Regions from separate parts of the Mus musculus genome. Here region 2 is linked to region 1. Evidence: chromatin loops called from intact Hi-C (ENCODE). Cell type or tissue: left cerebral cortex. All regions are shown on one strand. Region 1 overlaps Clasrp (CLK4-associating serine/arginine rich protein). Region 2 holds the start of Relb (avian reticuloendotheliosis viral (v-rel) oncogene related B).

What was found. A loop is a pair of places that touch in the nucleus more often than their neighbours do. Peaks named below come from ENCODE experiments on the same cell type or tissue, not always from the same donor. Only the 100,000 strongest peaks of a DNase experiment are listed, where the experiment ranks them.
Region 2: a loop joins it to region 1, with 2.4 times the contacts of the local background. A loop is called at or near these places in 4 of 42 quality-filtered maps.

The regions. Positions count from the first base shown.
Region 1 is chr7:19,587,262-19,592,261 of GRCm38, forward strand. It overlaps Clasrp (CLK4-associating serine/arginine rich protein), which reads right to left. Exons shown (of 21, transcript NM_016680.5): 6 at 4,732-4,816; 7 at 3,829-3,977; 8 at 2,978-3,074; 9 at 1,485-1,563; 10 at 1,330-1,403; 11 at 564-605. Among named protein-coding and RNA genes, the nearest start is that of Zfp296, 12 kb to the left of the region's middle. In left cerebral cortex, CTCF peaks have their summits at 2,168 (motif pointing left) and 2,788 (motif pointing right); DNase peaks (open chromatin) are centred at 2,162 and 2,824; H3K27ac peaks cover 980 bases.
Region 2 is chr7:19,626,201-19,631,200 of GRCm38, forward strand. Relb (avian reticuloendotheliosis viral (v-rel) oncogene related B) reads right to left here and starts at 3,238. Exons shown (of 12, transcript NM_009046.2): 1 at 2,991-3,238; 2 at 1,723-1,770. The coding sequence starts at 3,042. In left cerebral cortex, no CTCF peak of the experiment used is centred here; DNase peaks (open chromatin) are centred at 2,552, 2,978, 3,336, 3,953 and 1 more place; H3K4me3 peaks cover 1,652 bases; H3K27ac peaks cover 1,405 bases.

The DNA of each region.
Region 1 (5,000 bases):
TTTTTCACAAAAGAAAATGGGCAGGGGGTAGTAGGGGTAGAGGCCAGCCTAGTCTACATAGAGAGTACCAAGAGTCCATGTCTCAATAAACAACAACAAAACAAAACAAAAGTAGCTGGCTTTCTGTGCTAGTAAAATGAAAGACGGTGTAGTGCAAAGAAGGCTTTGCCGATGCAAGAGACCTTGGGTTTCAGCCCTAGAACGGTAGCAAAACACAGTGAGGTCTTCCTGCTTAACCTGGAGAGGAGGTCCTCAGCTAATTCCAGCCCATGAAACACTGAGCCTAGTGGGACTCCCTTTAGGGAAAAGCAGGCCAACACAAAAGGCCCCACTCCCTGGCCTTAGCAGAGAGTGAGGGGAGTTTCTCACTAATTCTGGGAGTCGTGTGTTAAACACACCCAATCTCTATGCCCCTTTATGTCCTAAAGAGATTCTAAATTAAAAAAAAAATTTGGAAAAACAAAACTGATATAGACCCAACCCCTATCCATAGACCACAGGATGCCATCTGTAACAGGAGTGACCCAAACAGGAGTGACTTCTTCCAGAGCACTGACACTTACCGCTTATAGGGGTCATAGGTGGGGCTGTCTCGGCGGGCATAACTATGGAGAGAACAGGGAAGGGCAGGAGAGCTGAGACCAGGCTGGCTAGTGTCAACTATTCCACTCTGAGCCCCAGTGCTGCAGATTGTACACCCCATGTCATTGTGGGGATCCCACATTGGTCTCCTTATTACAGCCCTGGTGCTGCCAGTGCTACACTGGAAGCCATGGTGACCAGTACCCAGCATGGTGACATCAGTGCTGGCGAGAAAACAACAGTATGTCCAACTAACTCAGTGCAGTATCTGAGTCTGAGGATTCACACTCTTCATAGGGGAGGAGCGGTCCCTGTGAGGGTAAGTAACGTCCTCTGGTGGCAGTGCCCTGTGTGGAGGGGCCTGTGGCCTGCTGCTAACCTTACACTGTCACACCCAAACCTTCCTCAGACATTTGCCCAGGGCTCCCAGGCCCAGATTCTTCTCTACTCATATGCAACTGCTCTCCCAATCCTCTCAAGACTTCATTGTGGGAAGTAGCCTCTCTCCACTTTACAATGGAGGAAACTAGCCAGAAGAAAGGAGCCTCTTATCTAGACCCTGTAGAGATGACACTGACCAGTGCAGGTGGGCTGTGTTGGGCCCAGCAGGTTGACTGAGAGGTGGGGGGCAGGTGGCCCGGGAAGCATTCCCATGCCTCCAGCTACTCCTAGCTCTGTAACTGTCGCCCCACTGCCAAGGCTGGGCTCCACTCTCCAGCCCCTGGCTGTGCAGAGGAGATATCCTACCTGGGAGGGCTGATCTTGCGGCCTCTCAGCCGCTTCTCCCGGAACTCTCTTCGCTGTCGCCGGGAACGACGGCCCTGGATGGGGAGGAAGCACCAGGACGGTGAGGTGTGCCCTCACTGGATCCACTTTTACCCCCGAGCCCTACCAGACCTCACCGAGTACATGGCTTTCTCCTCCTCCAGGGCTTTGGCATGTTTGATGGCCTCTGCCTCCTCCTTATCTTTCCGTAGCATCCTGCAGAGGAAGTTAGGATGGGCATGAAGGGCATAGGTCACAGAGTGGGCAGAGCCCTGGTAAAGGCAGCAAAGACAGCAGGGACCTGATGTTACTCCATGATTCCTTTCTCCCTGAACCAGGGCTCTGCTGTAGGCTAGCTGGTCTTTAACTCACGGTGAAATCCTTGTAGCCACGGGATGTGCAGGCAGGCATTACCCTACCCTTTCCTTTTCTGTTCTTCCCTTTGATGGGGTCTTGTTCTGTTGGGCCTAGCTTTGAACTCATAACCTTGCCTCAGCCTCAAGACTGCAGAATCATAGGTATGCGCTATTACACTTAATTTCCCTTCTGTGTTTAATAGATTTTATTGAGCACCTAAAAGAGCTGGTTTTAGACCTGATTTCTGTGTGCTCTGCCTGTGCATGTGTCTGTCACATGTGTGCCTGGTGAATGCCCTGGAACTGGTTGTGAGGCACCCTCACAGTTGGCACTCGGGGCTGGAGAGATGGCTCAGAGGTCAAGAACACCTACTGTTCTTCCAGAGAACTTGAGTTCATTTCTAATCGCCCACATCTGATAGCTCACAACTGCCTTTAACTTCAGCTCTAGGGGATCCAGCGCCCTCTGCTGGCCTGCACATGATGCACAAAACTATATATAGGCACAACACCCATACACATAAAACTCAGAACAAAACAGAAAGGAGAACCCCACAAGAACACTTTAAAAACTGTGTGTGGCTACTCCATGCCTGTAACTGTGAAAGGCAGAGGCAGGAGGATGGCTGGGGCTGGCCAGCCATCAGCACAGCTCCAGGCTCTCTGCTTTGGGCTGAGTAGTGGGGGCAGCAACAAGCACCTTTAATCCTTTAAGGGCAAAAGCACTGGAGCAGCGGCCCTCAGCCTGTGGTCCTGTCACCTTTGGCAAATCTCTATCTCCAAAACATTTACATTACATCAGAGCACCACAAAGATTAGTTAGGAAGCAGCAGTGAAAATACTGTTATGCTTGGGGTCACTACAACATGATGAACTGTATTAAAGGGTCACGGGGTCAGGAAGAACCTCTGAGCTAGAGGGTTCTAATAGGCCAGGGCAGGGACCTGGGGATTCATCCCCAGTGCCACACAAAAATGGTTTCTGGTCTGTCGGTGCCACTGATGTAAAGAGAGTGCTTGGTGTGGCATGACCAAGTACAGGCAGTGGCAGAGGCTTGCTCACTGTCATATGAACATGCATAGGGATGACCACTAGAGGGTGCTGTCCCCAAAGAACTAGTAGCTTCCAGGTCACGCTGTAGGACAAGATCTGTTTCTGCAGAAAGTGGGGCTACAAATTCATAGCTCACAGGCTGAGAACAGATGCTGGTAGCAGGCATGTGATACAGAAGCCAGGGCATAGCCAAAATCTGGCATGCCAGCCAGCACTCTCACCTGACAAAGTCTCCATCAGCCATGCCGTAGGTTGTGGCCTGCTTATTGAGATCAGCCACCTGCTCCTGGTTCAGCTCATCCACATCCACCTCCACGTCTGCACAAGAAAAAGGCTGTCAGGGACCCAAGCCCCAGGAGAGGGGGGAGGAGCACCCCAAGTCGGGGCAAGTCTGCCAGATAGAGCACCTTCAGGGAGAATGTTGCTGTGCTAGCACAGCTCTGAGGACCAAGCTGAGGCTTGGCCAGCACAGCACACAGCACAGCAGGGGACCAGTAGGGTGGGTGGACGAGTCTGTGGATGGAGTGCACGAAAGACAAGATGGGAGGTGGAAATAGATGGAGGTGGGGTGGGCAGAGAGCGGCACACAGAGGAAGGGCAGGAAGGACACACATGAACTTTGGCTCTGGCTGGGGCTAAGTCTGCATGTGCACCAGGAAGAGTAGGATAGAGACGGGGCAGTGACAGTCTTCTGGCCAGGCACATCCACAGGAGAAGGAGGTAACCATGGGGTATGAGCGATAGAAGCTGAAGGATGGGGGGCAGCTCTAGGAATGGGGAAAGTTGCTTTCCCAGAGCAAAGCAAGGCCAGCCTACGTAGAAGAGGAAGGGCTAGCTCCTAGGTGGAAGAATCTTCTAGAACAGTGCCCAGAAATGGGGAGGGAGAGCACATGGGATAGGGGACAGGCAAGACAAGGGACAGGGAAGGCTGGAAGTAACAGGAGACTGAGGCCCTGGAGCTGGGGTAGGGTGGGGGAGGCCTTGTAAGCACGGGTACCCCACAGGGTGAGGGACGAGACACAGAACCGATGCCCGGGGACTGCAGGTGGGGAGGGCAGAGAGGGAACCCCACCGATGTCGGGGATGACCTCATCTTCATCCGAGTTGCTCTCCTCCTCTGCTGGTGACTCTTCCTCCTCTGGCTTCTCAGCCACCTTCTCTACCTCGGCCACAGTACTATCTTCATAGGTGTAGCCGATGGAAGCCTTCTTCTCTGCCAGCCTGGGAAGAGAGCCATGAGCCAGGGGGTACCCGGCAGGAGCAGGGCCACAGGTGAGCCCCACAGTGGTTACACATATCCACCTAAGCTGGTCCACTCTAGCCCACCCCACTATGGCCTGGTCCTTCCCATTCCTGTCCTGGTACAGGGCCTCCTCTTCCAAGAAGTCCTCCTTGTTCACCTGTCAGGATACAAGCCTGCCTGCCTTAAGTCCCATGAGTGCAGATCCCAGAGTCATCTTGAACAAAGTGTACCTCAGCTCTGCTTTCAGGGGCCACATTGAGAGGCCACTGCGGACTTCAACTGTCAATATATCTTGCCTCATCCCAGCACCCTTATCCTGGAGCCAAGGCTGAGTATCAACAAGCAGATCCTGTAAGTGGTTGCTCCCAGATGTGAGCAGGGATCTGACAACAACACCCAGCCAGGCTAGCTTTAACACTGATGCCTCCAGGCCTGCAGTGCTGTGGGCTGCAAGCTCACTGCGTGCTGGCACCAGAAGTGCATGACTCCCTATCACTCATGGTCCTCGAAGCTCCTGACTTAAGGCTGAATCCAAGGGGCTGCCTTTCCTCAGCCTTCCCCACAGGACTCACCCCCCCACCCCCTTCTGCAAGTTAGAAGCAACAAGCTTGGGCAGAACTGTGGCTGCCGCTTCCTCTCCACATATACAGAGGCCGCACCCATTGAGTGCTTACTGACCTGATGGGATGGAAAGGCTAGTCCCCACCCCATCAGACCAGACCCTTGACTCACTTCTTCTTCTCATCCTCGCTGGGTCTCTGCAGGCCTCCGTACAGCTCATCAATGTAGATCTGATACAAGCACTGTTCCTCAGAGACTGGCAAGGAGAGGCACAGGTCAGCCCAGCCAGGCACATGTAGATGGAGTGGGACACGAAGACATGGCGGGGGGGGAGGGGGGGGGGGATGGACAGCCAAGGTAGAGTCACCTATTTCAAATTATTCTTCTGTCTAGGACCCAAGTGACCACAGTATATAACACCAGCCAGGTGATCCACTCAA
Region 2 (5,000 bases), 39 kb after region 1:
AGATAGTACTGCAGCCTATGCCTGCCTGCCTCAAGCTAGTCTCCCTACTAACACGGTCATAGGCTCACCCTCCAAAACTGTAAGTCTCAATAAATCCTTTGTCTTGGTCGTGGTGGTTTGTCCCAGCAATAGAAAAACAACTAAGACCCTCAGAGAGGCCTTGAACAAGACAAGTAGCTGAGGATGGCCTTGAACTCCCTATCTTCCAGTTCTCACCCCCTAGGCACTGGAATCACAGGTGGGAACCAATAGGCCCCATTTTATAGAATGCTGGGTCCAACACAGGGCCTTGCACATGCTAGGTAAACTCTCAACCGAGCTACATCTTCTATCCATCTTGTTTGTGGGTTGTCTGTCTTTGTTTTGTGTTTTAATACAAGGTCCCACTATCAGCCTCAAATTTGTGCCCATCCCCCTGCTTCAGCTTCCCCTGTGCTGGGAACATTACAGAACAGTATAGGCATGTACTGCTTTTACTGGCAATAGTTGTTGTTGTTGAGGCAGGGTCTCTTCCTGTAGACCTGGCTGTCCTGGAACTCACTATGTAGCCCTGGCTGACCTCACTGAGATCTGCCTGCCTCACTATGTAGACCAGGCTGGCCTCACAGAGATCTGCCTGAGTATAAAGGAATAGACCATCACTGCCTGCTCCCTCTCCCTGCTTCACCAAGGGTCTAGATAATTTAAATGGACATGGTCTGAGAACTATGATAGTCTAACTAACTGCTATTATTACTCTTATTATCATGACTATGCCACTAACAGCTACTATGAACTGGAAGGCTATGAATTTGTAAGCATCAACTCATTTAACTTTCTCTATCTCCAAAAAGGAACAAATGGGTATGAAACAGATGAATAAAACTGAGGTAGTTTTAGGGAAATCACGTGAGGGGGTGGTAACATCATGTCTGAAATTCAGTTCCAAGGCCCAAAATAATGGATGATGGAGAACATCTAAAAGAGCCTTTACTTAGGGGGTCAGCAAATAGAACTATACAAGCTTCTAACAGTCTTGACAATATGGGCACGTAAGGAATAAAACAGGGAGAGACAACGCTGTGATTATAAAATGAAAAAGGGGTACTAATATATGTTTTAAGGTGTGTGGTGAGGTATGGGGGAAGGGGGTGCCTCCGTGGGCCCATGCCAAGGCATCCCTTCCCTGAGGGACCAGCCACTCGAAGGTTGAAGGTCGGTATAGTATAGAACAGAGTTTATTTAGGGCATGGGGAGGGGAGTTAAGAGAGTAGTAGAAGCCGGGCGTGGTGGCGCTCGCCTTTAACCCCAGCACTTGGGAGACAGAGGCAGGCGGATTTCTGAGTTTGAGGCCAGCCTGGTCTACAAAGTGAGTTCCAGGACAGCCAGGGCTACACAGAGAAACCCTGTCTCGAAAAACAAAACAAACAAAAAAGAGAGTAGTAGAAGCAGAGAAAGGCAGAGAGAAGTAGAGAAGTAGAGGCCAGCCATGACCACGTGGAGAGAAGGGGAAAGGGAATGGGGAGAGAGGGGAGCAAGGGAGCAAGATGGAGGGGATGCATCAGCCCCTTTTATAGTGAGCCAGGACTACCTGGCTATTGCCAGAGAAATGTGGGGGTGGAGTACAGACAGAGTACCAACAGACAAAGCTTGCAAAGTGGGTACACTCATTCCCTCTCCACGGGGGCTCCTCCAATCCCATTTCCTACAAGCAGGTGGGCAGGGGCTGTGGGGGTTGCTCACCTGTGGTCCTGGAGACCGTTAGTGACAGGGAAGAGAGGTCACTGGAACCTGTGAGATGGAGACCTGGATTAACAAACAATGCAGGACCAGAGACTCTGATGAGCCTGCTCCTCTCTCTGGCTTGGTCCCTTGAATAAAGTCCCTCCTCCTTACCGAGCTCAGGTGCAGGCCAGCCTTCTCTAACTCCTTTTTTTTTTTCTTGGTTTTTCGAGACAGTGTTTTTCTGTATAGCCCTGAGCTGTCCTGGAACTCACTTTGTAGACCAGGCTGGCCTCGAACTCAGAAATCCGCCTGCCTCTGCCTCCCAAGTGCGCCACCACAACCGGCTCTTCTCTAACTCTTGAAAAAAGTTCTGGCTTTTCGTTTCTGCCTTTGACTCCGCCAATCATCACTCAATATCCGCTACTTTCCCCATTAAGGTGGGACTTGGAGGACTCCTGATGCCTCAGGAAAACCCCCGTCTCCGTTCTTCCCTCAGGGCGAAATCCGAGCCCCAATACTTCGTCACTGGAGAACTTTCCTCTCCCCCATCTCGCTGCAGGCCCCGCCCCTTTTCAATCCCATCGTCAGGCCCCGCCCTTCGTTTTCTAAACAGGCCCTGCCCTTTCCCTAGACCTGCCACTACGCCCCACTTTCCCCCACCCCAACCCAAGGGTAAGTCCCGCCCACTCACTGAGCCACACACCTCTTCTTGCTCTTGGAGCCTGACCCCGCCCCTATTTCCTGTCAAGCACAGTCCTGGATCCTCCTCCTCGAGGTCAGGCACCGCTCCTCCTTAAATCTTGAAGCTGGGCCCCGCCTCTTTCTTTGCCTCTAAAGGCCTAAGCCTTGCGGGAGAAGGGTCCCCCTTGTTTGGAGAGAATAAAGCCACTTCCTCGAATTAGGCTCCGCCCCTTACTCCTAAGAGCAGCCTCACCCACTCTGTAAACCAGAAGCCTCCTCTGAGTTTGCCCCGCCCCTGTGTGTATGGCTCCTCCCCTTCAGAGTTATGCCCCGCCCCTCCTCTCGACCGCCGCCCGGCCCGCCCCCTTCTTTGCCTCAGGCTCAGGCCCCGCCCCCTTCTCACTCCTTAGCGGGACGCCTAGCCTGTATCTCCCCGGCAAGACCCTTCACCATCCTCTACCTTCTGCCTTATCCCTCGCGCAGTGTCCCCGCCACCCTTGTACTCTCCGCACCGAAGCGCGAATCCTGCGGAAACCCGCAGATGACTCCGAGCGCCCCGAACTCCCCGAGCCCGAGCCCCGCCCCAGAGGTTCCACTCTGCTTACCCAAGGCCCCTAGCTCGGGCGCGGACTCTCTGGCAGCGCGGCGACTCGGCATGGCCCGGCCCGTAGGGACCGACAGCCCGAAGGCCAGCTCAGGGCGAGCGCACACGAGGGCAAGCCGGGCAGTCGGACAGCCCGGTCGGCTGGGACGATCACCGGCCGGGCAAGCGGTGCAAGGCTAGGGCCGAAGGCCGGGCTGGACGCACGGCGCCCGGGGCTGCGGGGGGCGCCGGGCCGAGCGGGCGGCGGGCGGGGGCGGGGCGGCGGAATTCCCCGGCGCCGCCGGCCTGCGCACCCATTGGCTCGTACCCCTCCGTGACGTCACGTCAAAGGGAATGGGAAAACCCCCGCTGCTCACGTGACTGCGGGGGCGGGGTCGGCCGGGAAGCGAAGGCTTGGCACTTCGCAGGGTCCGGGTGCGAGTCGCTGCCCATTGCCTTGGCCAAGACCACTGAGGTCCGTCCGGGTCCACTTGCGCCCTACCCACAGAACAAGCTGAGAAATGGGCATTCCATTTCCCCTACGAGGGCTTGAACCTGCTATCTTTCAGGCTGGCAAATGAAGCCAGGAGTGGGAAGTTAGCAGCCATTGATAATTTGTTTGAAGTAAAATTTACATAGGGTCTCATCTTGCCCAGACCGATGACCTTGAACTGCAGATCCTTTTGCCCCCATGGATCCTTCAGATTCGTCCCTCCACAGTGCTGGGACGACAGGCATGAACCACCACCTAGTCTATGCAGCACTGAGTGTTGAACCCAGGGCTTCATGAATACTGAGCTACAGTCCCAGCCCGTTGGTGATATATGGCACCTATAACCTATAGAAACCTATAGAAACTTGTATGTTCCATTCCCCTTCTATCATAGCATGTGTGATCAATGATTCAAGCAACCTACGCATAATTAAGCACTTGCCATATGCTGCAGCCTGTAATGAAAACTAGGGTACAGCATTACTAAAACCAGGCCCACTTCTTGCTCCAGAGGCAGAAAACTGCAGCAGTGAATGATGTGGCACCGGTATCTACTGTTGCACACCAAAGCAAAGAGCATTGTTTTGGTTTTGCTATGTAGCTCTGGTTGACATTGAATTCATGATAATCCATCTGCTTCAGCCTGAGTCCTGGGGATCCCAGGCACCTACCATCACGTCCAGCTTAGAGCAAACCTTTTCTTGCAATGAAAGACATTAGGCTCAGGCTTTGAGAACCAAATGGTCTTAATTTTCAAATGTGCCATCTTACATAAACAGCCAAGGACCAGAAACAGGGATGTGGCTATGTTCTATTAGAACATAATTTGATAAATATAGAAATGGGAATATCATGTAACTTTCACACTGAATCATATTCTTTTTCACTTTGTACCAGAGGGAAATGTTCCAGTGTCATAAGCAAGCCCAGGAGTGGACATCTCCCATAGAATAAGCTTGCCAGTCACACACACACACACACCAATCACTGCTTTCCTTGAGGTTTTCCAACTGTAGTGCTGAGGATGTGGCTTGTGATAGAATGCTTGTCTAGCATGTATGAGATTCTAGGCTGTGTTCTCAGCAGCACACAGAAAGATATTGTAGCCACAATATGCCCATTCTGGACAGACAGAGGCAGGAGATCCACTGACAAGTAGTGAGTTCCACTGCATAGCAGGCCCTTGTCTCAACGCAAACCAACAAAATAAAACAAAAAAGAAGGGGGAGAAGAGGGGGAAAATTGGGCTGGTGGTGTGGCTTAGTGGTAGAGCACCTGCCTAGCATGTTGGAGGACCTGTGTTGATTGCCTGGATCTGAGACACGACTGTGAATTCAAAAGCAAAACTGAGAGCCAGGTATGACAGCTCACACGAGTAACTTAAAACACTTGAAAGTCTGAGGCAGGAAATCACCACGAGTTCTAGGCCAGTCTGGACTACTTATAGCAAGACCCTGAATGAAAAGACAAGCAATCTCTCTCAAGAGAGTTGTAATTGGAAGGTCCTGAATCAAATATCCTGTGTTCAAATACTAGGTT